Linked DNA regions of Mus musculus: region 2 is linked to region 1. Evidence: chromatin loops called from intact Hi-C (ENCODE). Cell type or tissue: heart. All regions are shown on one strand. Each heading gives the region's core, and the rest is flanking DNA. Links, peaks and the distances in the headings are about the cores only. Region 1 overlaps Atox1 (antioxidant 1 copper chaperone). Region 2 overlaps Sparc (secreted acidic cysteine rich glycoprotein).

The links. Peaks named below come from ENCODE experiments on the same cell type or tissue, not always from the same donor. Only the 100,000 strongest peaks of a DNase experiment are listed, where the experiment ranks them.
Region 2: a loop joins it to region 1, with 7 times the contacts of the local background. A loop is called at or near these places in 37 of 42 quality-filtered maps.

Annotation. Positions count from the first base shown.
Region 1 is chr11:55,436,973-55,451,914 of GRCm38, reverse strand. Atox1 (antioxidant 1 copper chaperone) reads left to right here. Exons shown (of 4, transcript NM_009720.3): 3 at 1,290-1,458; 4 at 5,131-5,278. The coding sequence ends at 1,414. Among named protein-coding and RNA genes, the nearest start is that of Atox1, 17 kb to the left of the region's middle. In heart, for the core only: CTCF peaks have their summits at 5,076 (motif pointing right), 6,683 and 6,891 (motif pointing right); DNase peaks (open chromatin) are centred at 5,164 and 6,904; H3K27ac peaks cover 2,325 bases.
Region 2 is chr11:55,383,767-55,398,708 of GRCm38, reverse strand. Sparc (secreted acidic cysteine rich glycoprotein) reads left to right here. Exons shown (of 10, transcript NM_009242.5): 8 at 13-161; 9 at 2,760-2,908; 10 at 3,096-4,550. The coding sequence ends at 3,124. It also overlaps a transcript of Gm31842 not described here. Among named protein-coding and RNA genes, the nearest start is that of Gm31842, 8.4 kb to the right of the region's middle. In heart, for the core only: CTCF peaks have their summits at 5,346 (motif pointing left) and 8,770 (motif pointing left); DNase peaks (open chromatin) are centred at 6,028 and 8,688; H3K4me3 peaks cover 350 bases; H3K27ac peaks cover 658 bases; H3K27me3 peaks cover 353 bases.

The DNA.
Region 1 (14,942 bases), core at 3,193-11,192:
ACACACACACACACACACAGGCTGGGGAGCCCCAGGGCTTCAGTAGTAGAATACACATGTGAGACCCAGTACCACGTTGAGAGACACAGAGACAGAGACAGACAGACAGAGCACACAAGCATTAAGTACTCAGTGAGAAAGGGTGCTTGCTGCCAAACTTGAGTTTAATTCTAGGACCCACATAGAAGGAGATATCTGACTCTAAGTTGTCTTTGACTATCATACACGCTCTCACACACTCACACACATGCACACACACATGCACACACACACACATGCACACCCCCAACACATGTACCTCACTCATTTACCTCCCTCACATGCATGCTCATTATGCTCACTGACACACTGTCATACATTCCCTGACTCACACACATTTATTCTCCCACACACTCAGACTGACACACATACACGCTCGTATACAGATTCTTTTCACACACTTGTTCACTCATACTTGCTAACAGAGACTCACACTTAACACACACTCACCCGTGTTCTTATTAAAATTAATAAGATTTTTAAAGAAAGCGGTTGGAGAGAGAAGAGTACAGCTGCTCTTGCAAAGGTCTGGATCCCGTTCTCAGCACCATATGATGGTTCACAGCCAAGGAAACCAACGCTCTCTTCTGACCTCCATGGTCATTGCACAAACGTGGTACACAGATATACATGCAAGAAAAACACATACAAAAAATAAGTAAGTTCCCGCCTGAGAAAACGCCTTGATGGTTAAGAGTATGTACTTCTCTTGGAGAGGACCGAGCACCACATCTGTCAGCTCACAACCACTTACAACTCCAGACCCTACACCTCTGGCCTGCAGGGCACCTCTACTCATGTGAACATACCCACACACTGGCCCAAGCATAAACATAATTTTTAAATCTTTTAAATAAGATTATAAAGAAAGGGAAGGAAGGAGGGCTTGCTAAATTGGGAGGTTGATGTGGGCATGGGAAAGTGAGGTGGTAGTGATAGTAGGATTGGGGGGCGGGAAGACGGAAAGAGAGGAAGGAGAAAAGGAGAGAAGAGACTCACTCGCGGGGCTGAGGAAAGAGGTTAGAGTGGAGTGTGCACCTGGTACTTGAGGCCTTGGATTCAAGCCCCATCACCCAAACGCCTTACACATAGAGAAGAGCCTGCAGCAGAGCCTGCCGCGCTCACAGTACCTAAAACAGAAAGAGCTCGCCGGGTGTGACAGGAATATTAAGGAGGCCGACCTCTTTGTTCCAGTGAGTGGAAGGGTCCTGCTTCCCCCTCCTACATCCCAGTTTGCTTCTTCCCAACAGGAGTGGAGTTCAACATTGACCTGCCCAACAAGAAGGTCTGCATCGACTCTGAGCACAGCTCAGACACCCTGCTGGCAACCCTCAACAAAACAGGAAAGGCTGTTTCCTACCTTGGCCCCAAGTAGCCAGGACCTGGGCGAGTCCTTCCGGATATAAACTGAAGAGGCAGGTGGGTGAGGTCCCAGCCATTGTTGCACAAGCCTGTTGCTTCTCCTGGGGTCCCTCATCTGAAAGGCTTGAGCCCAGAAGCAGTTCAGATTGCAATTTCTTTGGGGTTTGGAATCTTTGCCTAAATCCACCCAGAGGGCATCCATAATAGAAAAACCCCAAACCTTCTCACCATCCAGCTGGCACTGTCTAGTTTTGGAGCACACTGCAACTGGGGTTCCTGGATTTGAGGTGCTCAGACTGGACTTGGGCTTCTCGAGAGAGAGGTAGGGGGTGCCCTGATATGTCCAGCCCGCTGCCCCTCTCTGGAAAGGTCACAAGCACGTCCTCATTGTCCAATACAAGCGAGAAGTTCGGGGGTCTTGAGGGCCTCCTGTGAGCAGACAGAGTGCTGTGTTATGTTCCCAGAGTCCCACGGGATTCGAGGGGCACCTTGCTTGGTCAGCGTGCTTTCAGTTTAGAGTATGTGACTCTTCTGAAATGGTGAGCCTCTTACTTTGGTGAAGTGGCTGTCCCTTCACAGTAGTGTCCCACACTGTGTCCCAAGCCTCTGTCATCCCTCTTCATGAGTTCTTGCTCACCCTGCCTTTCCTTCCACTTGGAGCCGGATGTGGCGCCAGCCCAGCCTGGTGCAGAGTCAGTGACCCATCTAAGCTATCTTCCTTCCATGTTACCGGTCCCAGGGAGGCAGGAAGTGGACCAGTGCCAGTGCCCTTCTGTCAGGAAGCAGGACAGTCGCCTGCCCACCCAGCAGTCCTCATTGTGTCCAACACCCTCGCTTCCTCTGCAGTGTGTCTGACCCATGAATTACTGCAGTCACTTTGGTGGTTTGTGTTCTCTTTGGAACTGAGAAACACGAGGCCTGGTGAATGTGAGTGAGCTGACCAGAGCCCCACGAAGGTGGGTGGCAGAGGAGGGAAGGAGCCAGGCAGTCTGTGCGAATGTGTAAATGATAGTTACGATAGTGCTGACTCTATCAGTGACCCATGAGGGCCCCTGGCAGAGGCCAGCTGTAATCAACTGGGGGTGAGAGGTTCCCCTTTGTGTAGAGTATCCTCCTTAATGTGAGCATTTGGAACCTAAGCCATGTGTTCTGTGTCTATGGGACATTCCAGCAAATTAAAAAGTGAAGACGATCCAGTTCACAGGAGGCTAAGGCAGGAGAGGAGAACCAGGAAGTCAAGGCTAACCCGGGTTAGAGAGAGAGACCCTGACTCAAAAAGTAAATTTAACAAGGACAATGACAGAAAATGAGGGTGCCTGCTACTGAGCCTGACAACTTGAGTTCAATCTCCCATGTGGTGGAAGGAGAGAACTGAGTCCCTCACATTGTCTTTTGCCCTTTACACGCGCACACGCAACACATGCACATCCACACACACTCAGAACACACACACACACACTAAATGTAGATAAGGAAGGAAATAGAAGTTAGTGCTCCCTGCCTTTCCTGGCCCTGGACTTGGTCCTCTCCCAGGAACGAGCCAGCGTGGAGTCTGGGGCTCAGCTCCGCTGTGGTTCGCACAGCCTGGACGTGCTTCCTGTACCTGAGATTTGATCTCTGGAGGACACAAACCCTCCATTCTGCCCCACTGCCTCTCCTGGTCCCTGTGCAGCCTCCTAAAGGCTCGTCCCCTACAGGATGACAACACCAGCAGCTTTTGCTGTGCTTCGGACCTGCGCATCCAGCATGGTCCAGAATCCCTGGGGTTTGTGGGTGGGGCCCTGGCCTCCATCTCTTCCAAACAATCTTATTGTGTTTTGGACCTCCTTGTAAAGGTTTTCTTTATTTTTTAAAATTTTTTATTAGGTATTTTCCTCATTTACATTTCCAATGCTATCCCAAAAGTCCCCCATATCCACCCCCCCAATCCCCTACCCACCGACTCCCCCTTTTTAGCCCTGGCGTCCCCCTGTACTGGGGCATATAAAGTTTGTGTGTCCAATGGGCCTCTCTTTCCACTGATGGCCGACTAGGCCATCTTTTGATACATATGCAGCTAGAGACAAGAGCTCCGGGGTACTGGTTAGTTCATAATGTTGTCCCACCTATAGGGTTGCAGTTCCCTTTAGCTCCATGGGTACTTTCTCTAGTTCCTCAATTGGGGGCCCTGTGATCCATCCAATAGCTGACTGTGAGCATCCACTTCTGTGTTTGCTAGGCCCCGGCATAGTCTCATTTATTTTTTAAAAGTCATTTTGAAGTAGAGCCTCCCTGTATAACCCAGGCCATCTGGAAGTGGCAACAATCCTTCTGTCCTAACCCTTCAAATGCTGTGATCACAGCTGTGAGCCCCTGGGTAATCGTCCAGGTAAGGTTGTATACGAGGTGCAGGAAAATGGCTCAGTGGGTAAAGGCACCTTGGGTGCAAGCCTGGAGACCTGCGTTTGATCTCTAGAATCCACCTAAAGGTGGAAGGCGAGAATAAACCTGTCCGCCGACCTTCACACACAGACGATGATATGCATACCAACACCATTCTAATGATTTTTTTTTTAGATTTATTTATTATTATACATAAGTACCCTGTAGCTGTCTTCAGATGCACCAGAAGAAGGTGTCATATCTCATTACGGGTGGTTGTAATCCACCATGTGGTTGCTGGGATTTGAACTCAGAACCTTTGGAAGAGCAGTCAGTGCTCTTACCCGCTGAGCCATCTCATCAGCCCCCGAAAATTTTTATTTAGCTGGGTGGTGGTGGCATACACCTTTAATCTCAGCCAAGAGGCAGGTGGATCTCTGAGTTCGAGGCCAGCCTGGTCTACATTGTTAGTCCCAGGACAGCTAGGGCTATACAGAGAAGCCCTGTCTCAAACAAACAAACAAACAAACCAAAAAGAACAAAGAAAGAAAAAGAAAACAAGAAGGGTTTGTTTACCTTTGAGAAAAGGGTTGTGTTTTTGATAAGCATGGTCTCTGGAGAAGGACTGAGAGGAAGGACGAACAGTCTCTGTAACTAAAGTGGCGCCTGCTTATGACGAGACCCTTCGAGCTTGTTCCTTGTGGCTTTCGTTATCAAGGTGAAAATGTAGTTGACATGATGTAGTTTTCTGTGTTCATGGGTTGCCATTCATAAGCACTGTATGCGTTCATGGTGGAACACAACCACATCGGTACCTACTTCAGAACAATTATCTGAGAAAAAAAACCTCATGTCCGTCAGCACTACTTCCTCTGATAATGCCAGTCTGCTAGTTCTAGAGCTCACTCTGTATGTAGACCTGAAACTCACAGAGCTTCCCCACCCCCAACCCCCTGCCTCCGGAGTACTGGGATTAAAGGAGTGCACCACCACCTCCTGGCTTTTTTTAAAAAAAAAAAGTTATTATTAACGATTTCATGTAGCTCAAGTTGGCCTTGAACTCCTGATCCTCCTGCTTCTTACTCCAGTGTTGGTATTACAGAAGTTGGCCAAGCCCAGTTTTCAGACTTTTTAGTCTGGGAGGTGTCAAACATGTTTAAGCTCTGTGTGGAAAGGTTGTTCCTGCCTTTCACCCAAAATTCCACATCTGGTTACTTTGTAACAGACTCTAACCATACAAAGTTTCACCTTTGCAGATACCAGTTACCATGGGCAGTTACAGAGAGGCTGTAGAACAGACTGAAATGCAATGTTTCCCACTCACAGTAGGTGGCGCCATTGATCTGTCTTATTTTCCCTTTCTCCTAGGCTGTTGATCTGGTCTCCCCGGCAGATCTGGAACACCAACTGCTCAGTCCAGTCCAGCCCAGCCATGGAGTTCCTGCCCAGACAGGCCTTCCCCGCTGGCTCCCTGCAAGCTTCCATGTAATAAAGTCAAGCTGAGTTTGTTGATGAAGTGTCTGGTGTATGTTCTCGGTACTGCTTGCACATCTTCAAGCTGCTGCTGTGCTTGCCTGTGCTGCTAGGACCTCCTACTCAAGGTCACAACGCCACTTCTCTGCTGAGTGATCTTGAGCAGCCCACTGCCCTCTCTGGCCCTCTCTGTAATGGGAATCATTGGGCCAGATCAGTGATTTTTCTCTCTTCTCACTATGTAGACTCTGTATTTGAAAAGCCACCAAGTGAGTTGAATGTAAGAGACGAGACTTTGAAGTAGTTAGAAAAATAAGAAGCCACTGTGAAGACAGGCTACTCCAGTGAGGTTTGGGTTCCAGCAACTCCCAGCTGGTTTACTTAGCCTCTCAGGGTTTAAGGCCTGAGAGAGAAAGTAAAGAGACCCCAGCATCCATTACTCACCAACGTTTCCATATGTCATGGATCACAGATGGAGGACCTCCCCTCAAAGATCACCACTGCCTTTACAGAACCGCTTGGCAAAGTAAGGCAGTGTTTAGTCTGTAGCTTTTTGTTTGTTTGTTTTGTCTTGTTTTTTAAAGACAGAGTTTCTTTCTGCAGCCCTGGCTGTCCTGGGATTGGCTCTGAAAACCAGGCTGACCTCAAACTCAGATCTTCCTGCCTCTGCTCCTGAGTTTTGAAGTTAGACGTGTGTCATCACTTTTTAAAAGTCTGTGTAGCTTTCAAAAAAAAAAAAAAAAAAAAAAAAACCAATGTGTGAGGCAATATGTTGCTGCCAAGCTGGGAACCCCAGAGATGGCCCAGTTGGACCCCAAGACCATGCTGGACACACTTGGTGTCTGAGACCTAGGCTGGGGTCAGGGAGCTGGAAAGAGGAAACTAGAGCCACCTCATAAATGATGTGGAGTGCTCTGCCCATTTACACTGAGAACCAGAATTGCATTTTCCCAAGCCAAGAGAAAGCCATGCAACTGTCTGCTGTGCATAGGAAGGTTATAAAGCGTCCATTGTTCTCTGTTTTTGTGAGGCAGGGCATCCCTATGTAGCTATCCTGGAACTCCTCAGAAGCGCCTGCTTCTACCTCCCAAGTGCTTGGGTTAGTGGCATGTGCCACCATGAGTAAGTATGTGTATCTGCAAGTGTATGCCATGTTTGTCTGGGTACCTGAAGAGACCAGAGGAGGACATTAGACCTCTCGGAGCTAGAGTTACAGACAGTGATAAAGGTGGGTGAAGGGAACTGAATGTGGACCCTTGGGCATTTTCCAGGCAATCAACCCTGCTGGGCCTAGGACGAGATCAGCTCTGCCCTTGGCCAGCCATGACCTGGGTCTGGGCAGCTCATCTCTCCCAGTGGATTTTCTTCATCTGGACCATCACAGATCCTTCACTCCAAGGAACCTGAGAACCGAAACATCCTTTCACTCTGAGGAGACGTGCTGGTGTAACATGGGAAAACACACCTATGGCGCAGCCCTCTCGCAGTGAAAACAAGAGAGATCCTTAGCTGGGTGGAGACTTTGAGGCTAACTTGAGCTGCCTAAGATCCCTCAGTCAATCAACTGCCAACAAAACGAGTCTAGAGCCAATTAATGCCTTTGTGGTCCCTTAGGAGCACAGGGCTTCTTCCTAAGTCTCCTGGTAGGTGTTTTTTGACCACTAGATGGCAGTGTTCTTTGGATTTGGTCCTTCTGAAGGAATTCTAAGGGCCTCAGCTGAATGCAATGATCCCAACCAACTGGGATAGTAGAAGAGGCAGCTGTTTGTCCCCTGAGAAGTCCCTAGCCCTAAAGACACCACTAACTCAAGCCTTGGGCAGTTCTAATGGAGTAGGCAGCCTGGATCAGCTCACCTCCTAAGAGAAGCCATCCCAAGCTTATGTCTGCTGTCTTCAAGTCTCTTGCTCCTCCTCATTTAAGACAAGGTATCTTACTGATCTTGGAGCTTGACGACTCCAGCTGGAGTGTCTAGCCACTGAATCCCAGTGAGCCCTCACCCCCAGCCCAAATCTTTGATTTGGTTTGGATTTTCTTTTTTCTTGACAGGGTGTTGCAATGCAGATGGTCTCAAATATCCTCAGTTGCTGCTATTTAAGATTTGTATTAATCCCAGCACTCAGGAGGCAGAGGCAGGCAGATCGCTAAGTTCAAGGCCAGCCTAGTCTATAGAGTGAGTTCCGGGACAGCCAGGGCTACACAGAGAAATCCTATCTTGAAACCTGCTCTCCACAAAAAAACATGTGTTGTTAAGTGTGTTGTCTGTGTCTGTATGTCTGTCTGTGGATATTGCTATAATTGCAGGTGTCCTTGGAAGCCAATCTGTCTGTCTATCTACTGATATGTTGCATTGGAAACTAGTGGCATTGAATCCCCTGGAGGTAGAGTTACAGTTGTGAGCCACCTGATGTAGGTACTGGAAATTGAACTCAAATCCTTTGAAAGAACAATTTGATCTCTTAACTAGAGAGCCATTTCTCCAGCCCCTGTTTATTTCATTTTTGGACTACTGAGTAGTCAAGGAAGGCCTTGAATTTTTCAGACCTTCTACCTTCACCTCCCGAGTACTAGTATTGCAAACATGCACCACCATGCCTGGTTTATGCAATGGTGGGGATCAAAGCTAGAACTTTGTGCATGCCAATCTAACCCCAGCCCAGTTTCTAGATTCTTCAAACTCTCCATGCTTCTACAAAGTTTCCCCAAGGGCGTAGGGAGGCTCATGTAGAACAGACCTTTCCAATCTGGTGCACCCACAACCCAACAACGGCAGCTTTACTTGTTTGTCTTGTTGGTCTTAACCACCACCCCAGGACCTTGAACATGCTAAACAAGCAAGCTTTCCATCACAGAGCCGCTTCCCCAGCCTTGTTTGTGTATGTGTGCACATACGTTGCCTCTGCGTTCAACTGTGAGTGCCTGAGGCCAGAAGAGAACAGCGGCAGGTGTCCTGCTTTCACCCTGTGCTTTATTCCCTTGAGACAGAGTCTCTCACTGATCCTCCAGCAAGCCTGCACTACTCTGTCTGCACCTCCCATAGCACTAACGTTACAGATGCATACAGGCACACCTGGCTTTTTGTTTTGTTTTGGTTTTTGTTTTTCAAGACAGGGTTTCTCTGTGTAGCCCTGGCTGTCCTGGAACTCACTCTGTAGACCAGGCTGACCTCGAACTCAGAAATCTGCCTGCTTCTGCCTCCCCAAGTGGTGGGATTAAAGGTATGCGCCACCACTGCCAGGCTTACACCTGGCTCTTTATGTGGGCACTGGGATCCGAACTTGGGTCCTCACACTTGCATAGCAAGCGCTCTTACCCATGGAACCATCACTCCAGTCCCGATTGTTTGCCTTTTTAAAAAAATATTTATTTTATATATGTGAGTACATTGTCATCAGCCACTGCAGAAGAAGGCATTGGATCCCATTACAGATGGTTATCGTGGTAACTCCTATGACAGTGATGATTACCCACAATTCTTCACGATGCCAGTTCTACAAAGGAGAATGTTGTCTTTCAGTTGGAAAACTGAAGGTGGCTAAGAGAGAGACTGTGAGAAGGGAACAGTGGAGCCTGGAGGGTTGTGCCCGTGCCTCATGGGAGGGGTCAGTTGCTTGGGCCACTGCCCTCTTTATGGCATCTCCTTTAATTAGTACCATCTCTTACACAGCCCCAGTCTGTTATTTCTTGGGAGTGTCCGTCAGGGCTAGTTTTAGAATTCTGTGTTTTTGGTGGCCCTGTGTCCACTTAGTTTATATAAATGAGTCAAGTTTCTTTATTCTGCTACTTTAAACTTTACCATTTGTGTGTGTGTGTGTGTGTGTGTGTGTGTGTGTGTGTGTGAGTATGTGTGTGTCTATATGAGTTCATTAAGGTTGCTTGCAGTAGCACTGGTAAGGGTTGCTTACAGGAGTGTGGGTGCCTTAGTAGTGGTTACACCACTGAAAAGAGTGCTACTCTCTCCCTCAATCACCATTAACCATTTGTTGTTCCTCACATATCAGTAAGGTCTTCACCAATGAGTTACATCCAGCCCTGTACTTCCTGAGTTGAGTAGAGTAGGCAGGGTGTCAGAAATGGGGACAGTAGAGGTGGTCGTGCATCCTTGCTTCTGTTGAGTGGTCCCCCAGCCTTGGCTGGTGTGATGCCCCTGAGAACCTAGGCTTGGGGTACTCACCCTGCTCTGGATACCGCTCAGGGAGTTTCCTGTGTGAAGCCCACCCTTGCCTTCAGCCTTCCTCATGCCCAGGGCTGGTAAGTTGTGACACGTGAGACATTAGCTTAGCTCTTCCCTGTAGTAATGCCAGAAAGAGAGCCTGTTCTTTCTCCTCTCTCCCACCCTCTCCAGCTTCTGTCCCCCATGGATATTGGGGAGCAGAATATCCAAATCAAATAATCTTGAATGACCAGGGGCCTCTCAGCAGTATCTTTTCTTGGTGCCTTTGTTTGTTTGTGTGTGTGTGTGTGACAGGATCTCAAGTACTCCAGGCTGACCTCGAATTCACTTTGTAATTGGGGATCACCTTGAACTTCTGACCCTCCCCTGAATGCTGGAATTACACTTGTGCACCACCGTGCTCAGCCTTCTGGATGCCTTTTTGATAAGGGAAGCTGAGGAAAGGTGGGAGAGCCCAAGGGGGACTGGGCTACACTGATCCGACCCCAGCTTATAAGGTCCTGATGTAGCTGGGTGGAATCGAGGGCCACGGTGGGGGTTCGATGTCTAGCCTCAGCCTGGCACTGGGGTCCCAGGGGAAGCAGATAACCCCACAGTCTTCAGCCTGGTAGGCATTCAAGCAGAACCAGCTTCTGGGCCTCACCCTTGAGAACACGTCACCCCATCTTTCCACTGTGCAAGATCACTGACACCCCACTCCGTGCCTGGCTTCTCCTCTACCCTCAGTGCAGGTTCATTTTGAAACAGTCCTCCCAGAGGCAGCTGCTCCCGTGGCTCCCGTGTTGCCTAAACAGAAGCTGTGGTCCCTGTGCATGCCCAGTAATTAGAGGGCCAGAGAGGCAGAGGTGGCTAAGGATGGCAGGAAGGAGGGGCATATTACCTCAGGACAAAGAGATGAGCGGCCTGGAACCCTCAGGGTGCCATATCCCTCGGTAGGACTGAGACCTTCCCAGTGCCACCTCAGCCTCGTCATCTGCTGCAGGTCAACCTCCTGTGACGGCAGGCGCCTCGGGCCTCCTGGACCTGGGCATGGCTGAACTGAACCCTGTAGCTTCCCCCATCTGCCTTCTTGCTCTCCTAGCTCCAATCGGGGTGTTTGACACGGGATCTTATGAAGCTCAGGCTAGCCTGGAATTTCCGATCCTCCTGCCTCCAGTGTTTTGGACATGCATCATCATATCCAGTTTATATGGGACTGGAGGTGAAACCCAGGGCTTCAGGCACGCTGGGCAAGCACTCTTCCAGCTGAGCCACACCCTGACACTCACTCCTCATATTTCCAGTTTTTTCCCCTTGCCCTGAAGCAGTGTCTCCTTAGGCAGCTCAGGTTGGATTTGAACTCCAAACCCTCCTGCCCTCACCATCCTAGTCTAGGGTCAGAGGTGCTCATGACAAAAGCAGCTCGCTTGTCAGTTTGTTTATTTTCCACTTTCGAAGAACACTGGCCAAGTATTTTATAAGCTGTCTGCAAACATGGTTGACTAACATTCTCCCTGGGTTATACTGGGGCTGGGGAAGGTCAAACACCCTCTTCATTTCTTCACTGTATTGTCGCAGAGGGGCCTGTGTCATGACTTGGCACTGGCCATATTACCTAAGGGCATTACGATTGACTGCACCAGTACCTTTCCCTGTAAAGTGATTGGTTTTCTTTTTTTTTTTTTTTTTTTTTTTTTTTCCCGAGACAGGATTTCTCTGTATAGCCCTGGCTGTCCTGGAACTCACTCTGTAGACCAGGCTGGCCTCGAACTCAGAAATCCACCTGTCTCTGCCTCCCAAGTGCTGGGATTAAAGGCGTGCGCCACCACACCGGGCTGGTTTTCTATTTTATTCTATTTTATTTATTGCTTCTCCCCCACCCCCAAAGACAGGTTTTCTCTGTGTATCTCTGGCCATCCTAGAATTTGCTCTGTAGACCAGGCTAACCTGAAACTCACAGAGATCCATTTGCCTGTGCCTCCCGTGTGTGTGTGCTGGGGTTAAAGGTTAGTTTTTCTCTTCCATCTTCAGTCACCTGCCCAGTTTCACTCAAGGGAAATTGAGAAATGAGTTCCCCTCCCCCAGGGTGGGGGCGGGAGTCCCAACACCTTACTTGAAGTACATTGTTTGAAGAGTTCAGATTTGTTCTCTCATGTCTGTCTGAATCGCTGGATGGCATTGAATTACGATTTGTCTCGCCAGTCAGCCGGCCTATCACAGTCAGTGAGCCTCAGTCGGTGTCAAAGAGAGACCAGGTCTCAAAAAACAAGTGGGATGCTGACCACAGTGGTGCACACCTTAATCCCAGCACTCAGGAAGTCGAAGCAGGGAGTCAAGAGTTGAGGCCAGCCTGGGCTATGTAGGGAGACCCCCAACTCAAAATAAATGAACGTGGAGCTGGAGAGATGACTCAGTAGCTGTGAATAGAAAGCTGCTTGTAGAGAATCTGTGTTCGGTTCCCAGCGTCCATGATGTGGGAGGCCTGTAATGGCCTGTAACCCCAACTCCAAAGGACTTGACACCTCTTGTCACCTCAGGCATCCAGCACACACGTGCATGAAAGGTCAGCTCAGGAACCTTGGGAAGGTCATGAAACACTTGCCCCCCAGAAGGGAAAGGCTAATTAACATTCCTCAGACCACAGGGCAGGACCGACCTGTGGGTGGGGACACATTCCGCAGGACAGACTGTTGCCCAAGTTGAGACAAGGGAAGTCCTTGTCACCTCATTCCCTAAAGACCAATCAGTTTAAAGGGTGCACTGTTCCACTGATCATTGTGCCTAGCTGCTGATCCTCTATTCTGCCTCTGGAAACCACATAATAACTGGGGGTCTCCACCTCTCCTTTGGGTCTGGGACAACCCAAGTGCACTGAAACAATAAAGTCCTCTTGCTTTTTGCATCAATTCCGGCTCCACTGAGTGGTTCACTCAGGGGGTCCCCAGTAAGCTAAGGCTCCCTGGAATTTTACCTGCACATACCTACACGCATACAGACAATTAAAATTAAAAATAAACTTTAAAAACAAATGCTCCCCTGCCCCCAAACATGCAACTGGATCACACATACTTGTGACTACACTGTCTTTTTTCTTTTTCTTTTTCTTTTTCTTCTTCTTCTTTTTTTTTTTTTTTTTTTTTTCGTTTTTTTTTTCGAGTCAGGGATTCTCTGGACCAGGCTGGCCTCGAACTCAGAAATCCACCTGCCTCTGCCACTCGAGTGCTGGGATTAAAGGCATGCACCACCACTGCCCGATGACTACACTGTTTTATTAATATGGGCCAAAATTAGCAGTCTTTGACCTATTCTCCAAAGCAAAGTGCCAGGCCAGGTATGTTGGAACTTGTCTTTAATCCCAGCACTTGGAAGCAGAAGCTGGAGGGTCTCTGTGAGTTTAAGGCCAGCCTGGTCTACCTAGTGAGTTCTAGGCCTGCTTGGAATACAGAGTGAGGCCCTGCCGCCGCAAAGGAACAAAATTAAGTTAAATTAAAACATGAAGTTCTGATTTCTGTTAAAGGTGGCACTTGTCTCTGTGCCTGGGATTTTCCCAGGTTTAACATTTAACGTCCCAAACCTTTATATCCCAAGAGCCCTTCGAGTTTGGAATAAAACAAGATCTTTGGTCGCCACATTTAATTATAAACACTCGAGGAGGTTAAGTAAAAGGAGGTTGGATGGAACAGAACGAGCAGTCATCCCGGCCTTTGCTCAAAAATGGAACTGTGAAGCGAACATTGTCCATAGAAAATGGAGATTTTTTCCCCCCAGAGCACTTGCTGTTATTGTTGGGTTATGACTTGGGTTTTTAGGTGCCTGGACAGTATTCAGCCCTGTTACTTCATCACGGCTTTATTTAAGCTGGTCCCTACAGATGGAAATTTACCTTCTCTTCAATATTTGGCCATAATTACCAAGTCTGCCATAAACATCCGTATTTATCTGTTCTGTAAACTAGCAAACTCTGGGTAATAATTTGTTTTGAAAACAAGGTTTTCCTGCTAAAAACAAAACTTCGGGGAGTCTCCTTTCCTTCAGGTGGACCAGGGATGAGTTAATGTGGGTTCCCAGCCAAGGACCTGGGAAGGTAGCCCAGGCAGGGGAGAGGGCAGTATCCTGGGGTGGAGGAGGGAGAAGACAGCCTCCTGCTGTGGTTCCCAGCAGGGAGACCGTTGTTTATCAAGGCAAGCGGGAGAGGAGCTGGCCAGACGTGGAGGGGTCCAGTCTTGGCTGGGGCAGAACAGAGAGACTGGGTCCATTCAGCCCAGCTCTAAAAGGAGCAGAAAAAGGCAGGAAAAACAAGTCCAGACACACACTGGGTGGCTGCTAGCTGGCTTGGCCTCTTGGTACACCAAGTCCACTGATGCCAGGCAATGGGACCCAGCCAGCTCTTCCCTGGGAATCCAGCCTAGACAGGGCAGGCCTCAGTCAGCTCCACAGTTGCTTCCCGAGGCTGTAAGGCATGGATTCTTACAGAGTTTGGGATAGTTCAGTATTTTTCCAGACAGATGGGCATCCTGGGCCAGGAAGGTGATTTTCCAGCCGTTTATGCGCTGTGCCTGTATGGATACATCCTTTCCTACTTCAGGAGTGGCAGGAACACTAGCCATTTGTTCTGTGCCCAGTGACGTTGGTATGACACAAGGCCTCAGTCTCAAAAAAGAAGAAAAGAAGTTTGAGAAATGTCAGATCTGTCAAATCAGGCTAAACTGTGACACTTCATAGGATGGCCCATCCCTATAACTCGGGAGGCAAAGGCAGGAGGATCAGAAGTTCAAATTTATCCTTAACTCTATAGTGATTTCAAGGCCAGATTGGGCCACATAAGATCCTCTGCCCCAACCCTCCCAAAAGGTCTAGAATTGTGGGAACTCCTTATAAGCTTGCTTGCTTTCTTTCATTTTTTCTTCTTCCCTTTCTTTCTTATTTTAGTTTTATGTGTATGGGTGTTTTGTCTGCATGTGTGTCTGTGTAGCATGTGCATGCAGTGCCTACAGAACACAGGAAAAGGCATCAGGTCCCCTGAAACTGGAGTTGCAGATGGTTGTGAGTTGCCATGAGGATGCTAGGAATCAAACCAGGGTCCTTTAAAAGAGTAAGCAGCACTTGGGAGGCAGAGGCAGGCGATTTCTGAGTTCGAGGCCAGCCTGGTCTACAGAGTGAGTTCCAGGACAGCCAGGGCTACACAGAGAAACCCTGTCTCGAAAAATCAAAAAAATAAAAAAAGAGTAAGCACTGCTCTTAACCACTGAGCTATCTCTCCAGTCCCCTTCATAAGTTTTCTAAATAGAAATTCAAAGGGAAACTGAGGCAGACTGAGATCAAATAATATTGGGAGAGTTGTTAACACCATAGGCAATATGATTGAGATTTGGAAGCAAGCCCACCAGAGTCTCATGCCATGCAGGTGATTAGAAGTACCTTGCAGTCAGGCTGTTTCCAACTCCTGGGCATCAAGAGATACTAGCGATTGAGCCCTTTATTAATGTCTGTCCTACAGGACGGATGGGACTGGTCACCTGTAGCCTTTGACCGAATAGCCAGGGTTATCTTCCTTTG
Region 2 (14,942 bases), core at 3,902-11,901, 54 kb after region 1:
CCGCCCCTACAGGTGAAGAAGATCCATGAGAATGAGAAGCGCCTGGAGGCTGGAGACCACCCCGTGGAGCTGTTGGCCCGAGACTTTGAGAAGAACTACAATATGTACATCTTCCCTGTCCACTGGCAGTTTGGCCAGCTGGATCAGCACCCTATTGATGGGTAAGAGTCAGGGTCCTCAGGACCATAGGCTCAGCGCTGTCCTGGACTGGGGCTGGTAGGGCATTCGAGGGGGCAACCTTTGCTGCTTCTCGGCCCAAGACTCCACGGTCAGCTTAGGGCTGGGAGGAAGTAAGCCCTGAGACATGTAATGTCAGAGGAAGCAGTCAGCAGCAGTACAAAGAATTCTTCCCAGGCCTATGAAGGCAGGGGCAGGGGGCCCATGTGGGCAGAGAAAAAGAGCCCAGAAACAGCCTTCAATGTGACCCAGAGCCAAGGCCTTGCTCATCCTTGTTCATGCTTGTGTGTGGTCCTTCAGCTGAATAGGGCAGCCACCACAACGGCCATGTCTCAGACTCCTCCTGAGGTTCAGTTCCATGGAGCCCACCTGGCCCCAGAAGTTCCTAAGAATTTCAATGGCTTCCACATTACATATTCCTGACCTGGGTGCTCTTGGCCTGTGGTCTGGGCATTGTGAAGACTTCAGAGAGTTTGAAGAGCAGTACCTAAGCTGACACTGAGTACCTACTCCTCTGTCACTTCTGGCTTCCCTTTGCAGCCATGAGAGTAAGAGGTCCTCCCTGTTCAGGTCCCAAAGAGGCAACTCACTCACTCCTTCCCGGGGCCGTTGCTGCTCTATGCTTTGAATATCAAAAACAGGTGGTTACTCAGGGGACAGGCAGGACCACCTCCCTGGCATAATTGGGAGAGAGATATTAGGCCAGAAAGGCTTCTCTCTGAGATGCTCATCACTCTATGTCCGGTTGTGTGCTGACCAACCCCCACCCCCAATTCCCTCCCAGTGCCTGGCTCTCCTAGGCTCTGGGAAGCTCTCAGCTGCTCCTCTCCCAAGCTCTTGCAGTGGCTGGGATCCAACTGAGTGACACGGGGGTATGGAAGGGAGAGTCCTGGGGGACATCCGGATCCCGTGTGCCAAGTGGCCTCGAGAAAGTTCGAGGTGGCTTGCCAGGGCTGGATGGCTGGGGAACGCTCCAGCCTCCTCTTGGTCAGAGCTGGAGGTGGCCTTGCAGTGGCCCGAGTCTGTTTTCTCACAGGACCATGAAGGTCCTGGCCATCTCAGATTCTGTGTGACGCCTCCTGTGAGCAGGAGGCTGTGAGGAACACTGGAGTCAGAGTGTCCCCTGACGTCCCTTGTGGGTAGTTGTGTTCTGGGGACAACTAATTGGGATTCTGAGGAGAGAAAAGGAAAAGAAGCAAAGATCATGCCCTAGGGTCTGAGGCCAGCAGGAGCACACAGAGGACAGAGGGAGGGTGACCCTGAAGTCACTCATTGCATGATGTAGCCTTCCCATCTTACCACCCAGCCAGGCCTGGTTCAGCCCCTCCCGGAAGTCAGAGCCATCACCAGATTTTGTTGTTCACTTATTTTTAGCACTGGGGATAGAACCTCTCACTAGGGAATTCTAGGAAGTGCTCTATCACTGAACCACACCACATTCCAGTCCCTTACTGGAGGATTCTAGTCCAATACTCTACCACTGAACTATGTCCCCCAACCCTTTACTGGTGGATTCTCAAGGGGGATTCTAGGCAGGTGCTCTACTGCTGAGCTATATCCCTGCCCTATTAGAGGACTGATGGGTCTTTTAAGACCCCATTTTAGGCTCCTGCAGTTATATCAGTGTGTGAACATCAAAAATCTATAGTGTGGTCAGGAGGGGGTGGTGCACGCCTTTAATCCCAGCACCTGGGAGACTGAAGCAGGCAGGTCTCTGAGTTTGAGGCCAGTCTAGCCTACTTAGAGAGTTCCAGGGCTATACAGAGAAACCCTGTCTTGAAAACAACAACAAAGAAAAGAAAAGAAAGGGAAGGGAAGGGAAGGGAAGGGAAGGGAAGGGAAGGGAAGGGAAGGGAAGGGAAGGGAAAAGAGAAGGGAAGGGAAGGGAAAAGAGAAGGGAAGGGAAGGGAAGGGAAGGGAAGGGAAGGGAAGGGAAGGGAAGGGAAGGGAAGGGAAGGGAAAAGAGAAGGGAAGGGAAGGGAAGGGAAAAGAGAAGGGAAGGGAAGGGAAGGGAAGGGAAGGGAAGGGAAGGGAAGGGAAGGGAAGGGAAGGGAAGGGGGAAGGGAAGGGAGAAGGGAAGGGAAGGGAAGGGAAGGGAAGGGAAGGGAAGGGAAGGGAAGGGAAGGGAAGGGAAGGGAAAAGAGAAGGGAAGGGAAGGGAAGGGAAGGGAAGGAAAGGAAAGGAAAGGAAAGGAAAGGAAAGGAAAGGAAAGAAAAAGAAAGGAAAAGAAAAGAAAAGAAGAGAAAAGAATGACAATCTATATTGCAATCTCACAGACTTTGACGTAGCATAACTGAGGTGCCGAATATATTGTTTCTATGTCCCCAACACTCATCCAAGTGGCCCTTACAATGGGGCCTATAGACTCAGAACTGGAACAACTTCACTTACTTCCCTGTCAGATGGGCTAGGAAACTGAGGCTCAGAGTAGGGTCGTGTGGTGGTGTCTTGGGTCTCTCCTGCAGGACCATGGCAGAGCTGTGGGTAAAGCCAGGATCCCAGCCCTGGGCTCCTACTACCGGCTTCCCATACTGGACTGTTGTTCTCCCACACTCACACCCTTCCCTACTCTTCCCTGCCAGGTACCTGTCCCACACTGAGCTGGCCCCACTGCGCGCTCCCCTCATCCCCATGGAACATTGCACCACACGTTTCTTTGAGACCTGTGACCTAGACAACGACAAGTACATTGCCCTGGAGGAATGGGCCGGCTGCTTTGGCATCAAGGAGCGTGAGTGTTTGGGCTTAAGAATGGAAAGAAGTGTCCTTGAGGGATGGGATGTTGTCCCTTCCCCTCTGGTGGCCCATTTCCCTCTCCTGCTCCCACTCCCACTGCCCCCCTTCTCTTCCCGACCAGCCCCCCTCCTGTTTTCAAGTGGTAGAGCCTTATTTTAACCACGCCCCTTCTTCCTTTGCAGAGGACATCAACAAGGATCTGGTGATCTAAGTTCACGCCTCCTGCTGCAGTCCTGAACTCTCTCCCTCTGATGTGTCCCCCCTCCCATTACCCCCTTGTTTAAAATGTTTGGATGGTTGGCTGTTCCGCCTGGGGATAAGGTGCTAACATAGATTTAACTGAATACATTAACGGTGCTAAAAAAAAAAAAAAAACAAAGTAAGAAAGAAACTAGAACCCAAGTCACAGCATTTTCCCACATAACTCTGAGGCCATGGCCCATCCACAGCCTCCTGGTCCCCTGCACTACCCAGTGTCTCACTGGCTGTGTTGGAAACGGAGTTGCATAAGCTCACCGTCCACAAGCACGAGGAGATATCTCTAGCTTTCATTTCTGTTTTGCATTTGACTCTTAACACTCACCCAGACTCTGTGCTTATTTCATTTTGGGGGATGTGGGCTTTTTCCCCTGGTGGTTTGGAGTTAGGCAGAGGGAAGTTACAGACACAGGTACAAAATTTGGGTAAAGATGCTGTGAGACCTGAGGACCCACCAGTCAGAACCCACATGGCAAGTCTTAGTAGCCTAGGTCAAGGAAAGACAGAATAATCCAGAGCTGTGGCACACATGACAGACTCCCAGCAGCCCGGGACCTTGCTGTCTTCTCGACTCTTAGGGCGTTTCTTTCCATGTTTGGCTGTTGGTTTTAGTTTTGGTGAGCCATGGGTGGGCCAGAACATCACTCAACTGCAATTGGGCTTTCAGGTTCTTGCCGGGAGCTCTAGGCACTGGGAGGCTGTTTCAGGAAAGTGAGACTCAAGAGGAAGACAGAAAAGGTTGTAACGTAGAGGAAGTGAGACTGGTGAATTGGTTTGATTTTTTTCACATCTAGATGGCTGTCATAAAGTTTCTAGCATGTTCCCCCTCACCTCTCCCCACCCCCTGCCACTTGAAACCTTCTACTAATCAAGAGAAACTTCCAAGCCAACGGAATGGTCAGATCTCACAGGCTGAGAAATTGTTCCCCTCCAAGCATTTCATGAAAAAGCTGCTTCTCATTAACCATGCAAACTCTCACAGCAATGTGAAGAGCTTGACAAGTCTTTCAAAATAAAAAGTAACAACTTAGAAACGGCTGTCCTGTCCCGGGTGATGGTATGTGTGTCTTACTCTCCGGTGCTTCGTTTTCAGGTGTGCACAAACATGGCCATACTTGTGCACAGAAGCAAACACTCCATTGTGCTTTTATACACACACACATATTCACACACTCAGACAGGGAAGATATGGCTCCTGTGAGCACTAATTTAACACATGAAGAAGCCAGTTCCTGGGCTGGGATGTAGCTCAGTTGATAAAGTGCTTACCCAATATGAACAAAGCCCAGGTTCGATCGTCAGCGCAACCTAAGCTGGCTGTGGCAGTGAATGTTTGAAATCCCAGCCCCAAGGAGGTAGAGGCAGGACAGTCAAATGTCCAAGGTCATCCTTAGCTACAAGTGAGCTGGAGGCCAGCCTCGTCTACACAAGACTATACACACCCCCATCCTGTGTGTGTGTGTGTGTGTGTGTGTGTGTGTGTGTGTGTATTAGTTCTTTAATCATTCCAGCCACCTTTCAAGTGTCTGAGAATCAAGCTGTGTTCACCCCAAATCAAGACATTTTCTTCACACAAAATTCTAGGGAGCTGAGTGTAGTGGTGCACACCTTTAACCTTGGTAATTGGGAGGCAGTCATGAGCAGCAGTCTGTGAGTTTGAGAGCAGCATGGTTTATATAGTTATAGGGCAGCTAAGACTGCATACTGAGACCCTGCCTCAATAATAATAATAATAATAATAATAATAATAATAATAATAATAATAACAACACCTCTGGCAAGGTGGAGGAGCAAGGTCTTGGATCCTTGGTGGTTGATGCAATAATAATAACACTTTTATTATTATTATTATTATTATTATTATTATTAATCCTTAAAACCCCACAGAACACTTTATGAAACTTGTGCCCCTCAGACATACCAGTGTGATGTTAGGGGCAGGGCAGGGAGGATCTAGGAAGTTTTGTTCTGATCTTATGTGTGCAAGCCCAGTATATTGATGGTCTCTGGGAATCTGGGCAATCAGAGGGTTTAGGAAATTCCTACAGGGGGCTAGAGAGAGGGCTCAGCGGTTAAGAACACCGACTGCTCTTCCGGAGGTCCTGAGTTCAAATCCCAGCAACCACATGGTGGCTCACAATCATCTGTAATGAGATTGGATGCCCTCTTCTGGTGTGTCTGAAGGCAGTTACAGTGTACTTACATATAAAAAAATAAATAAATCTTAAAAAAAAAAAGGAAATTCCTACGGTGTTGCATTCATTAGCTGTTTGTCGGGTGCCTCCAGTGGACAAGATGTCCCTTGAATAAGGCAGAATCACACAACTGAACAGTTCCAGACAGAATGGTGTGCGAAGGAAACGAAGACTGGGTGCAGGTGTGGAAACTGTGAAACTGTTCCCTCTGTCAAGGTGGGGAACAAGATCTTGCCCCTTGGTCAGCCGGGGTCAGATCATCTGTGGAACACACAGCACTGACCCCCAAAGCTCAGCTCTCAAGAAATGAGCTCTGGGGCTTAGATGACTTGGCTACACCTTGAAGGCGGTGAAGGGCAGAGAGAGGCTGGAACTTAGCAGGCCTCTCATCTCCAAATGTGAATGTCTTCTACAGCAAGTCTTCAGAATTTTCAAGAAAAGTCAGCATGGAAGAATTAAAAATCAAGGCTGGGTTGAGGTGCACTGCAGCCCACTGCCAGTCACCTGCCAACGGAGTTAACAGAACCATCAGTCGTCAGAGGTGATGCTTCCCTGCCCTCCTGGCTCTGTCCGCCAATTTCTTTAAAGCAGTGATTCTCTATAGGGGCGGTTCTGATGCTAAGGTCCTGTTCTCCAATTGGTTCTTTATCTGTCAGTAAAGATAGCCGTGGGCCAATTGGGAAGAAGGTAGGCGGGACTTCCAGGTCCCAATTGGAAAAGAAGATGCAAGGAAGGAGAGGAGGCTTTTTTGCCGTGCTTTGGAGAGAGATGACAGCAGCCATGTGAGGTCCCAGGACGAGCTGGGGCCTGTGACCACTACTACAGGCGGGTGGTTAGGGATGTTTAGCGGGGCCTAGGTGGGACTAGCCACTGAAGTTTAGGGCTTGTGGGAAGAGTGGAGATAAAAATATTACTAAAGGCGAGAGATAGTAACGCCCAGCAATTGTGTCCTAAGGCAAGCTGAAAAGGAACAAACTGTGTGTGTCTTTTGTCTGAGAATTTAAGGGAAGCCAGGTAGGGGCTGGTAGTGCGGTCACTTCCCGGAGCTAAAGGCAGATAGAGCGTAAAACTACATGCAAGCCAGGCAGTGGTGGCACATGCCTTTAATCCCAGCACTTGGGAGGCAGAGGCAGGCAGATTTCTGAGTTCGAGGCCAGCCTGGTCTACAGGGTGAGTTCCAGGACAGCCAGGGCTATACAGAGAAACCCTGTCTCAAAAAACCAAAAAGAAAAAGAAAAAAACAAAAACAAAAAAAAAAAACAAAAACAAAAACCTGCACGCAACAGTTCTATCTTCCTGATGCTGTGACCCTTTAATGCAATTCCGCATGTTGTGGTGACTCCCAAACATAAAGTTATTTTCGTTGCTACTTAATTGTAATTTTGCTGCTGTTACAAACCATCATGTAAGTATCTTATATGCAGGATATCTGATATGTGACCCTTGTGAAAGGGGTCATTCGACCCACAAAGGGTCACAACTCACAGGTCAAAAACTGCCGCTTTAAAGCAAACTACTTAAGACACACCCGTAGTCCCAGCATTTGGCAGGAGCAGGAAGATCTCACATTTGAGGGCAGCTTGGGTTACATTGTGAATCCTAGGCCATTCATGTTTCCATAACAAGACCCTGTCTTAAAAACTAAACCAAATAAAACAACCCCTTCACTAAAGCCCTTTAATATCCAAAGGAAATTGTATCCTTACCCTCGACAGAAGACCAGCATCATGCAGCCTAGATCATGACTGTGGCTGAGTTGATAGAGTACTCATTTAGTATGGATAAAACCCTGACTTTAAATCCAAAATCAAAATAAACTGGGCACGATGGCACAGAGCTATAATTTTCGTCTTTAGGAGGTAAAGTAGGAGGATCAGAAATTTAGGTTTATTCTGGCCTACAGGTGAGTTGAAAGCCTGGTGTGCTGGCTAGTCTTCTGATAACTTGACATACGAACAAGGAACCGCAGCTGAGAAGATGCCTTCATAAGGTCCAGCTGTAAAGTGTTTTCTTAATTAGTGGTTGGTGGGGGAGGGCACAGCCCACTGGGTGGGTAGTTCATCCTTGGGTTGGTTCTGGGTCCTATAAGAAAGGCTAAAAGGGAAAGCAAGCCAGGAAGCAGCACCCTTCTATAGCCTCTGCGTCAGTTCCTGCCTTCAGGTTCTGGCCCTGCTTGAGTTCCTGTCCTGATTGCCATCAACGATGAACAGTGATATGGAAGTATAAGCCAAATAAACCCCTTCCTCTCTAACTCGTTTTTTGGTCACGGTGTTTTGTCTTAACAATAGAAACCCTAACTAAGACACCTGGGCTACATGAACTCCTATTTTAAAAATAACAGAACACACACACACACACACACACACACACACACACACACACACTAGACTTTAAGGTCAACCCTAGAGCTAGACCTTAAAGATAAACACAATAAAAATACAATGAGAAACAATGCCTCGCTTGAGTGGATATGTCCCATGCTTCTTATACACAAAGAAATCAGACCTTGCCCTTGACAGTTCAAAGGAAGACCACATTACAAGTAATTAGACATAAAGCCAACCAAAGAACTTTCCTAAAATCATCTTGGAGTTAAAATGGTGGCTGTCCCACCCTTACGGGAAGTGTAGGTCTTTGGGTCACCATTAACGAATCAAGCATTTCCTAGGGAGTAGGTAACCAGACCTGAGATGGGAGATACCAGGGTCAAAGGAACCAGAAAAGGACTCCTCCCTCTGTCCCCCCACTTCCTTTTTCCTTTCCTCCCTCCCTCCCAGACACAGTGTAACCCAATAGAGTCTCTGCCAACACTCCAATCTCACGGCCCACCTGTGACAATTCTGGCAGTAATGTTTCTGTCTTTCAGTCTGTGGGCAGGGTACAGAAAAAGCCAACAAATCACCACCATCACCATCATCTTTGTCTCCACCACCACCACCACCACCACCGGCTACACTCCACAGTCTTGGCCTGTCCCCTTTCTCCTGCCCATCACATTTCTTCCCCAAGGCCACATGTGCTTTGGGAAGGAACTCAGGGGCTTTTCAGTCTGTACCAGATGTGCAGTGTCTGCGGTAGTTCCTGCTGCAGGACTATAAGTGTTCAATATGTCCAAATCGAAACAGAAGAATAGGCGTACTCAAAGGGTCCTGGGCAGGCCTGGAAATGTATCATCCAGCCAGCTGTGGGTGGGAAGCCTCTCTTCTACTTAATGGTCAGTGGATATCAGGACAACAGAGTCTTGTCTTCAGGGACTGATTCTGTGATCTGCCTTTCTCTACTTGGATAGGTCTTTCTAGGCATAGTTGGATCCAGCTAACCTGATTTCCAGCTGTGCACACAGATCCTGCGGGACCCAGCCAGTCACCAGGCCAAGAGGCATCGAGGAGAGAGTGCCCCCTGGTGGTTCTAGAGAGAAAGAAGGTTCCTAGGGACTTAGAATTTATTTAAAGCTTTAGGGAGGTCCAATCTGGCCCCCTCATTTTCCTTATGTGGAATATGAATTTCAGAGAAGCAAAACCCCTCAGGTAAGATCACTAGATTACTGATTCAATTTTCCTATGAACAACAAATACTTAAAAACCAACAACAAGAAGAACAATTGCAACTACCTCTCATATGCTAGGATGTCTACTAAAAAAATGGCTTGTTGATTCCTGAGGGTCACACTAAACTGTGTATTTTTGTGGTAATTGTAGCAACACTTTAAGCTCAGCCGCTGAATTCATATCTGAGCTGGCCCTGCAACCCAGGTGATTCTGAACGCATAGCAACAATGAGGAACCCTTCTCACCCCTGCCACAACAGAAAAGTCCAAGGGGCTAAGGACAAGTCTAACGGGTATAAAAGGGTCATTGTCAGTCTTGAGTGGGGGGATGGACATATGATTCCTGGTGAGACTTAGCACAAAGTGAAGTTCAATCGTCCTTTGACTACAGGTTGCTGAACCCCAGTGCATCTTAAATGCAAGGTAAAAATACACAGCAAACTAAGCCCAAGGAATTTGGTTAATGCTTTTAAAAGAGAGTTGGATACAAAGTTTAGCTCACTTGTTTGTTTGGAAGCCACTCAAGAAGGGCTAGGGGGTTAGCCCAATAGTAGAGTGCTCATTTAGAGAAGGGGCCTGGGATTGCTAAGCAACACCATCAAAACAAAACAAAACAAAATGCTATCTTACTATATTACTCTTTGATGGGTACAGCATTGCACAGTGAAGTCTCAGCACTCAGGAAGCAGGATTGTGAGTTCAAATCCAGCCAGGGCTACCTAGGAGACCCAGTGGCCAATCTCAGTTGTCAACTTTAGGTATAGAATCACTTGAGAGACAGGGCTCTGGGCACATCCGTGGGATTCTCTTGATTAGGTTAAGGAGATGCGAAGACTCACTGTCCAGGATAGTTTTGTGCCAACTTGACATAAGCTAGAGTCATTTGAAATGAGAGAACCTCAAATGAAACAAATACCTCCATAAGATCCAGCTGTAGGGCATTTTATCAATTAGTGATTGTTGAGGGAGGTCCCAGTACACTCACTGTGGGTAGTGTTATCCTTGGGCTGGTGGTCCTAGATTCTTTAAGAAAGCAGGCTGAACATGCCACGAGGAGCAAGCCAGAGAATTCCGTGACCTCTGCATCAGTTTCTGCCACTAGGTTCCTGCTCTGACTTTGAGTTCCTGTTTTGATGAGCAGGAACTTAAATAATAAACAGTGATGTAGAAGTGTAAACCAAAACCCTTTCCTCCCCAACTTGCTTTGGTCATGGTTCTGTCATAGCAATATTAACCTAAACTAAGATACTCAACAGTTATGGGTGGCACCATTCCCTAGGCTAGGATCCTGGACTGTATGTAAAGGATAAACATTCACTGCTCTCTTCTTCCTGACTGGGGATAAAATGTGACTAGTCACTTCAGGCCCCTGCTGACTTCTCTGCCATAATGGACTGTAACTATGAGCCGAGAGAAACCTTTTCTTACTTACTTTGGTTTTATCAGCATATTTTATCACAGCAATAGGAGACGATACTGAAAAAGAGCTGGGTCTTGTGGCTACTTCCTCCAACATTCCTTTTTGGAACCTAATGAAACTTACAATTATAGTCCCTAAAGCAGCGTGGTGGCCCCTCCTTCTCTGCCCGAGTCTTGGCCATGGTGAGCCCCTGTAGGAGCTGTCAGAAATGGTCACTACTGTCAAAATGGCGGCACTGCGACATTTCCTCAGCCTGCAGCCATCACAGGAGCTGTCCACAGTGGCTACCCTTTCCTGCTTCAGCCTACATCCTTGGTGAAACACTAGTGCAGGATCCGTCCCACGGGAGCTGTTTACAGTGGCAGCACCTCCTCTCCAGCCCCTCTCCACCCCCCTCCCCCCGCCGCCCTCAGCAGCTCCACAGAGATGGTGCCTCAGCAAAAGCCAAATGCAGCCTGGAAGGACTTTCCACCCTTAACCCATGGCCCCGATTCAGGGAAAAGCGGGTGAAAAAAGCCACCAATCCCTGAGCTTCCCACAAACCCACCAATTTCTGAGCAGGAAACCCACCAATCCCTGAACAGCTAACCCATATCCCTGAACAGGAAACCAACAAATCCGTGAACAGGAAATCCCACCAATCCTTGAACTCCCCAAGCTCATGACTTGAAATCCCACCAATCCTCGCTCTGGAAATCTCTGCCTTGAAAAGCTTCACCCCTAAGAAATTCTATAAAAGCACTGTTCTTTGTCCAATTTTTGCTGCCCACTTCTGCGAGCAGAGGGCAGCCGTTCCTGGGTTTGTCCCTCCACACACTGGACCCTTCAATAAATCTCTTTCATGAGATTTATTGCCTGGAGTGATTGAGAAGATGCAAAGAATAGCGGCTGAAGTTCCTGAGCTCAGCTGGGAACATCATCCTCTGGGAGCTGCAACACCTCTGCTGAGGAGGCTTCCTCAGAGCCGCGTGGCTCCTGAGCTCCCAAGTCTCGGGATGCCCTTCTCTCGGGACACTGTCCCCCTCACAGCTGTATGGTTCCTGGACACTCCCTCCTCCCTCCTTCCCCCCTCCCCCCGCCCCGCGTCTCTGGATGCTCTTCCACTGGAATACTTTCTCCCCTCAGAGCTGCGTGGCTCCTAGGCTTCTGAGTCCCAGAATACCCTTCCACCTAGGCAGAAACACTTACAATAGAGATCCTTCCTCAAGGTTATAGCAGCAAAGAACAGCTACTGGAGAAGACACTTGAGGAGCTGCCTGCAACTTAGGCATACAGCTTCAGGGATGCTGCTGTTGTGAACTGTCACTCACGGCAAGATGGGCTAATCAGGGATGCGGCTGTTTTTCCGTTACCCATGTGACCCCAAAACTAAGCTGGACTTGGGTGGAGCCATTTTGTCTATTGTTAATTCCCTAGCTTGAGTAAATAGACCTTTAAAAGGTGTTTTTTCAGGAAAAGTCACACAGCAGCTGGGTATGGAGTCCTATGGGTAGAGGGGTACTTGCTTCACAAGTGCAAAGACCTGATTCTATAGCATAGCAAAGGAAAAAAGAAAAAAGCGAAAGAGCCGAGGCATGCAGGAGGTGAGACCCCGGGAGAGCTGGACTGACTAGTCTTTTGAAGGCCTTCTAGTTTCTCCAGACTCTGCCACAGCTTCCTAGAAGGTCCCAGAGGGTAGTGCAGTCACTATTGGCAGCGTCTTAATTGCCAAGCTTACTGAGCACTACCACGAGAGACCAGAAGGGGGCAGGCTGTACTCAGGAATGGACCTCGCAGATGCTCAGCTCAGGCTGAGTAGCAGCCTGAACGGTGGCTTTTTAGAACCTTGGGGGAATCATTGGCACTGTGGCATCGCTCAGTACACTGCTACACGGGTGGAGAAACTGAGTCTCAGAAAGAAGAGGTGTGACACAGCTCACTACCCACACTTCATGACACTGTCAGGATCCCCTAGAGAGAATCACAAAGATCCCTGGACCCTGGGAAACAGACCACACCTCCAGCTCTCAGCTAAAGGATAGCTGAAGAGGAGGCTGTGGCCTCGAGCTGGAGCCTGGCTGCCGACCTCAGAAGAGACCATAGCCTGCCCAGGTGCAATGGGAGAAGCCTGGAGCCTCACCTCTGACGCAAATGCAGGCATGAAGTGGAAGATCACATGATGACAGCCAAGCCACCTCCAACTCCCAGCCTCAGATTTTCTTTCAGTATTGAAAATACCTCACAAAGGGAGAGGTACTGGACAGAAAACCCCACTCTGTGCAGAAGGCTGTGAACAAATTGACATTCACTATTTCTTGTATATATTTCAGGTAATGCACTAATATTACATGATAAGAATAAAATGACGTGGGCTGGCGAGATGGCTCAGCAGGTAAGAGCACTGACTTCTCTTCTGAAGGTCCTGAGTTCAAATCCCAGCAACTACGTGGTAGCTCACAATCACCCGTAATGAGATCCGGCACCCTCTTCTGGTGTGTCTGAACACAGCTACAGTATACTTATATATAATAATAATAATAAAATCTTTGGGTTGAGCAGGGCCAACTGGAGTGAGTGGGGTTGACCGGAGTGAGCAGAGGTCCTAAAATTCAATTCCCAACAACCACACGAAGGCTCACAACTACAGTGTACTCATATACCTAAAATAAATAAATCTTAAAAAGAGAATAAAATGATGTAAGCAACAATCCATCTATCTATCCATCCATCCATCCATCTATCCATCCATCCTTACTTACACTGTACATTTATTTGTATTACACAGAAGAATGGAGCATCTTCAAGAAAGGAAGCAAACAGAAGCCACTGTTAGGGAAACATGCAGATATTTCAAATACCCACTTAGTGTGTGTGTGTGTGTGTGTAGATCAGAGAAAAACTTGAGGGGGTCAGTTTTATCCTTGCACCATGTAAGTCCTGGGGATCAAATCCAGGACTTGCTGGCATGTGCCTTTATCCAGTGACCCTTCTTTCTTCTTCTTCTTCTTCTTCTTCTTCTTCTTCTTCTTCTTCTTCTTCTTCTTCTTCTTCTTCTTCTTCTTCTTCTTCTTTTTTTGGTTTTTCGAGACAGGGTTTCTCTGTGTAGCCCTGGCTGTCCTGGAACTCACTCTGTAGACCAGGGTGGCCTCAAACTCAGAAATCTGCCTGCCTCTGCCTCCCAAGTGCTGGGATTAAAGGCATGCGCCACCACACCCGGCACTGACCCTTCTGTTTTAAGACAGAATGTCTTGTAGCCCAGGCTGACCTTGAACTCTGTGTTGATGACCCTGAACTTCTGATCCTCCTGCCTCCACCTTCTGAGTACTGGGATTACTGTCGTGTCCCATCATGCCTGGTTTGTTATTTTGGGCACTGTTGTTACATGCTGGACAAACACTCCATCAGTTGAGCCCTAACCCAGCCCTTTGTTTGTCTTATTCTATAACCCAGGCTGCCGTGGAACTCTACTATGTACCCAGGCTGGCCTCAAACTTGCTGCAATTCCCCTGCTTCAGCCCCCTGAGTTCTGAGATCACAGCCATGAAACATCACACCTGGGGGGTGTATTTGCTTTAAAATTTGACCCATCATCTCTCTTAAGTGGTGGCTTTTGTGTGTCCACTTCTTTGTGGGGACTTTACTGTGTGACACAAACGTTTAAAGCTGCCCCTACTGGTTGCCACAAATGCCCCGTGCTGTAGAGCAGGTTGCAGAGAGCAGCATGCGCACACATTTCCTCACAGAGAAGGCTTTCCTCCGGATGGATCCCTGCAAATGGAGTTGCTGGTCAAAGAGCAGGCAAGTGCTCCATCCTCGGCGGACAACGCCAAGTTGTCTTTCAAACGTGCCAATTTCTACTTCCTCTTCAGGTGTCTGAGAAGCCATCTTCCTCCCGGAGAAAGGAATCACTCATCCATCCCTGCCGCCTCTTCTTCATTTCTTTCTTCATGTGTATTGCGTGTGATACGCATGCATGTTCACATACGTATGGGTACTTGTGCGTGTACGCGGTGTGTGTGTGGAGGCTTGAGAGAGTAATGTCAAGGATGCTCCTTGATCCCTCTTCCAGCTTGTTCTTCTAGGCAGAGTCTTCGAGTCAATCCCACAATTTGAGGCTACGGAGAGTCTTGCTAGCCAGCTTGCTCTGGAGATGGTGTGTCTTGGACAGGTGGGTCTCCATGTCTGCCTGGCATTTGTGGGGATTCTGGGGATCCGAATTCTGGTGCTTTGACTTGGGCAACAAGACCACTGTGCAACCTTGGACTCAGATAGGCTGGCTGGTGCCCAGAGGTCTTTGTATCTGTCCTGGAAAGGGGGAGGAGCTCACACGGGCTTTTTTTTTCCTTTTCTTCCTCCTTCCCTTTATGCTCCTCTCCTTCCGAAGGAAAGAGTGGAAAGGCAGGAGGCTGCTGTAGAACAGCCCTCCACCTGAACCTGCCCCAGTCCCTCCTCCAAGGCCCCTAGCCATCTTCCCACATGCTGAACAAGTCCTGGCCTCCCTCCCGGGGTGCCCATGTGGTGTCTGAGATAACATCTTATCAAGTCCTTTGCCAAAAAAGCCTGCCTTTTTCTGCCCCTGGAAGGAATTAGTTTCACTTGTTCTGAAGGAGTCTCTGCATGCTCTCTCTCC